Linked DNA regions of Homo sapiens: region 1 is linked to region 2. A link is an interaction called in ENCODE POLR2A ChIA-PET data of the cell type or tissue named here. Cell type or tissue: PC-9. All regions are shown on one strand.

Region 1 (2,500 bases), 350 kb after region 2:
TGGAAGCAAGCACTTTCTTGATGGACAAGAGATGCATGTAGCCATTTGTGCCTCAGCACCACAGCAAGACATGAAAGAGAGTTGAAATCTTTTTATCCTTACAGGAGAAAGAAAGGTTCAGAGAAGTGCCTAGGAATGAGAAGGTATAACGTCTTTCTTTGTCTTGGGATTCTCTTAATCACATATGTTACCAATGTTTGGTCAGCAGGAAAATTTTGGGGTGAATGGTGCCTAGTTTGATGAGAGGCCAGAGTGGAGCCAGGTTGTTTTCCCTTATCTGAAACATTGGAATCATTTAACAATGTCTTCACAGCTGAGATGTATTATGCAAATTAATTCTCTACTTAGGATGCTACCAAATAATCTGAACAGTTGTTAAAACATCTGGGTCTGTTTAGCAGCATTGATGAAGCCTGGCTTGTCAAATGCATTTTTTTCTTTCGATTTAATCTTAATTAATCCTTGCAGGATCTCTACGAGGTAGGTCTGTATCAACCTTTTGATATGACAGTTGCAAAAAGGCAGATGCAGAGATTAAGAACTCGTGATCGCTGGGCACACTGGAAGCCAAACTGGAATTCTAACATTTCTAACATAGGACAATTTTGGACCAATAATAGTCCATCTACTTTGAATAATTTTTTAGGGAATTGGATCACATATAGGAAGGACTGTTCTTAAGGATTAAAAAGCTCGATTTAAATCTATATCCAGAATTTTACCTGGATGCATTCACTTATTTTCCATTTTGCAAAATTGCAGTTAAGCCCAGAGGCAAAAGCTTCAACAAGACAATCGCAGAGATGGTTGTGACTCGAGTTGGAGACATGATTTGGGATTCTAGATAGAGGCCAATTTTGTAAGAATTTCCACTAGTCTGCAGACTGTAATAATTGTGTTATTTGGATAAGGTTTGGCAAAGCAACTAGTAAGATTAACTGAATGAGTTTTCTGGAGCTTTGCCATTTGGCGCTATCCATTATGTTCTTTGTTCTACCTCATTATAAAATGGGCTATTGAAACTGAAATTGGTTGGTTTATTGGTATGTCAGGTTTTTATTTCCTTTTTTTTCCTTTCCTATTCTTCACATCTGAGCTCTTAATTTGGTTGAAAGCAAGCTCTTCAGCCTAAGTGGATAAAAAACATCCCTTTGAGGATGAGGAAATAGACGATAAAATCTGTGTTCCTAATTTTCTTCAATAGTTCGGAGGATTTTTTTTTCATCCTGTGTGTGTTTTTAAGACCTTGTTAAGTTCATAGTTCTTTTTTCTTTTATTGTTTGAATAGAGCACCATTCTCTTTAATCCCACCTGAGTTTCAAAAATGTATTATTGAACTGCCCAGTTCAGGAATTCAGTTGCCTGTTTTACTGAATGGAGGTATGTATGACCCGATGGTAAAAGAATGTTATTCAAAGACATTTCCGCCTGTTTGTTTCTTGGATCAGTTACTATTCACATAAATCTGGAAAGAAGCCAAAATATGTAAACAAATTAAGAGTTTGAGGATCCCAGTGGGAATATCTATAAGTTCTGCTATAATACAGGAATTTAAGATAAATGAAGATAAATGCAGTATGTTATAATAAGATAGCCAGGAGAAGCAACTATAGACCAATTATTCTTGGCTCTGGTTTGGGAATCTTAATGAATATTAAAAGATTTGGGTTAATCATGGGGTTATGCATAATGTTACTCCTTCCCAAGCCTATATATGTTGCCTAAAGAGAATTTCATTTTCATTTTACTAGCTTTTAATTGTTGCTTAATATCAAACAACTATTCAACTTAGAAGCTATATTCTCAAACCCTATTACATATTTAAAATATGCAAATTATTTTTATCATTAATCTCTTTATATATTACATAAATCAATGAATACAGTAAAGTGTAGTTTGAAAGACTGGAGATTTTCCTCCAAGAGCTTTTTTGATGCACTGTCTTCTTGAAACTGTCAGTCTCAGCCTGTGAACGAAAAGCTGTGTTAGAAGAGATACAAAGTAATGTGGTGTTCTCTGGTCGTTTTATTACCTTTGACCCAGGGCTACAACTTAAATGTAAAACTCCCTCTTAAAAAAGATAGCACAAAAATTTAATTTTACCAGTATGACATGTCGATTAATTTTCGTGTGAGTGTAGAGAAGGAAAAGTGTATTTTTTTGGTAAACATTTTCTAGAAAGAGTTGGAAAACAATTTTATTGTGAGTTTGTGCTTTGTATGCATATACAATAACTTCTAGAGACTGGGTGTCACTGATTTGGCAAAGCAGGAAAACAGTCAATGAATATTTCTAGTGCATATGTATACATAAGAAATACGTGTTTATACCTAATAATTATACATACACAATTAACGATACTCATTGGCAATGCAGGTTAAACACATTTTTTTTTTTGAGACGGAATCTCGCTCTGTCCCCTAGGCTGGAGTGCAGTGGCGCGATCTCGGCTCACTGCAAGCTCCGCCTCCCAGGTTGATGCCATTCTCCTGCCTAAGCC
Region 2 (2,500 bases):
GATTTTTCTTGACAGCCAGATTAAGTAGGGACAGGAGGGCCTTAGGGTCATAACATGAGCAAGCTCAGATCTTAGCAGCACTGGCTGGTGGGGATGGGAAGTAAGCCAAGGCCAGGCTGTAGAGCATCCCAGGGAGACCCAGGCATCAGAAGTCACAAGAATAACAATTAAAGCCAGTCAAGGGGTGACAACCTGTTTGTATGTGATTAATCCTTTCATAGCAGTTCTTCGGCCAATTAATCAGAAGTCAGCCCTCTGATGACTCAAGCCTAGTCAGTCAAACCGGGGTTGTGTTTTACTTCATGCTAAAGAGATGTGAAATCCCAAGAAGGAGCCAGTTATAAGACCCGGGTCAATGAGGTTAAGTTTGGGAAAAAGGTTGCAAGTGGTGGGTACACCCCATGAATAGTAAGACAGTTTTCTAGGCAATGAGACAAATGCAAGATTCGGCCCATTCACAAAGTGAAGCTGCCTGTCCTGGTCAGGACTAGCAGGATTAAGTTCGTAGATGAAAGACACAAGTGAATTCCGGTTCAGCAGAGCTGATAGTGAGATACCCAATTCAGGAGGTAGTGAGGAAAAATAAAAAGACTATAGAAAGGCAAGAGGCCAGGAGAACCAAGACAAGCATAATGAAATTTGATAACTTGCCCAAGACCAGTGTTGGTTAGTTTCATGTATAGTTTTGTTATTGTACTATAGCAGTTAATAACCATATATTTTTATGAAGTTAAGAGAGAATAATTACTAAGGAAGATTTGACAAAGGGGGAAGTTTCTGATTTTCTTTTTAATCACTTGTCAAGATCTTGAATTCTTTCAAGGATAAGTGGTAGGAGAGGTGAAAAGACATAAGAAGTTGGAGTGAGAGAGTCTTTACAAACTTAAAAACAAAACAAACTTTTTATTTTGTGAATAGTTTCAAGCACTCTAATTTTTCTGAAGAGTAAATGTAAATAGTTCTTTATTGATTTAAGTTTATATTCAATGGTAAGTTTAACGTTCAATTATTCATTTATTCTTTCATTTATGTCTTAAGCCAATTAGTGGTAGCAATGGTCACAAAGGAAAGTACTTAATTTCTATTTAACTTATTTCTATTCACGTACAGTAAAGACAACACAGTGTCCTCATTTATTCCTCTTAACTGTCTGCTGCAAGTTACTTCTACATAAAATATTGTCCTTTTGTCACCACTAAGTACTTATTGTCCAAAACAGTACAGTTTATTGCTCTCCTAAGTAGATGATACAGCATCTTCCCAAACTCTGTATATTCTTTTTTTCTTCTTCTTTTTCGTGGGGGAGGAGGGAGGGTCTATCCCAGTGAGTGTCCCATGCTGGAGAGCAATGAAACATTCTTTTTGCAAAAATCAAAAGCTTGTTTATATCCTTACATCCTTTGGACATCACTGAAGAGACTATATTATTATATGAAAAGACTGTTGCAGTCTTCTCTCTCCCTTCTCCATGTTACCCCTTGTGCTTCTACCCTACCATAGTCCCTTTCAATTTGCTTAAGATAAAGATGTGGTGCCCTCATGGGTAAGGCACTATAAGGCAATGATGTCTGAAATTCAGACTATTGGACAGCTCACTTCCTGTATTTACTCTGTGCTTGGCAAGTTGATGGGGGTGGTGGCTGTGGTCACAAGGAACAACGTCCGCATTCTCTTTTTCTTATCCCTCAGATAAAAGATATGACTTTGAATTCCTTTGGACCATTTTCATCTTAAAGCCAAATTTTTTCTTCTTTAAATCTTCTTTTAGCAATGAGTCAAGGTTAAAATGCATATAAACAGCTGTTGTCAATATGTTTCTTGCAGAAATGACAAATCTACCTTTTCTAGCTGTTGCTTTTCTTTAATGATTCCATATGTTCCTCCCTTCCACAGATTATTAAGGCTGGCCACCACCATCTCTAGATTAGTGATTTGTTTCCTAAACAAAACTTTCAAAGATATTATCTCTGTTACATTGTCCCTTGTGCAAGGGGTCATTACCCTCTTTTGGTTTCTGGAGTAATGTGGCATCCTCAGTTGAACTGCATGCATTAGTTCTGTGCTCAGAGCAGTTTCAGGCAACAATTCCTATTCTATTTAAGCTGTGGTCAAGGATACTGCCTTTGATGGTTCTCAGAGGTGACACTGTGTTTAAATGACAGCTTTTACAAGGCAAAATGAATTCTAAGTGCACACACACACACAGAATGACAGGTCTGTAGAAATACCAGGGGATGATCTGGTTTTCTGTTTCTCTTCCATCATTCTGTTCTGGTACTTAAATATTCTTCCCTTGTGTTTCCCTTCTTACAAATTAACAAGAAAATGAAACAGTTTAATGAATTTCTTATGCAATTTTAAAATAAATTTCTTATGCAATTTTTATATGGTATTTTAATATATTACATGCATTTTGCTTTGGGTACTGAAATTAAATGTATTGAACATAAAGTGAGTTGGGGTATAGTTCTTTTAAATTCAGTGTTTATTTCAGTCTGGC

The links. ChIA-PET counts read pairs that join two places held together with the same protein. Peaks named below come from ENCODE experiments on the same cell type or tissue, not always from the same donor. Only the 100,000 strongest peaks of a DNase experiment are listed, where the experiment ranks them.
Region 1: POLR2A ChIA-PET joins it to region 2 with 10 read pairs; 2 of 35 experiments call an interaction of 5 or more read pairs at or near these places.

Annotation. Positions count from the first base shown.
Region 1 is chr7:16,083,026-16,085,525 of GRCh38, reverse strand. No RefSeq gene overlaps it. Among named protein-coding and RNA genes, the nearest start is that of CRPPA-AS1, 130 kb to the left of the region's middle. In PC-9, no CTCF peak of the experiment used is centred here; a DNase peak (open chromatin) is centred at 1,385; H3K27ac peaks cover 579 bases.
Region 2 is chr7:16,428,049-16,430,548 of GRCh38, reverse strand. The region is part of intron 2 of LOC105375168 (a long non-coding RNA gene); the gene reads right to left. Among named protein-coding and RNA genes, the nearest start is that of CRPPA, 7.8 kb to the right of the region's middle. In PC-9, no CTCF peak of the experiment used is centred here; no DNase peak of the experiment used is centred here.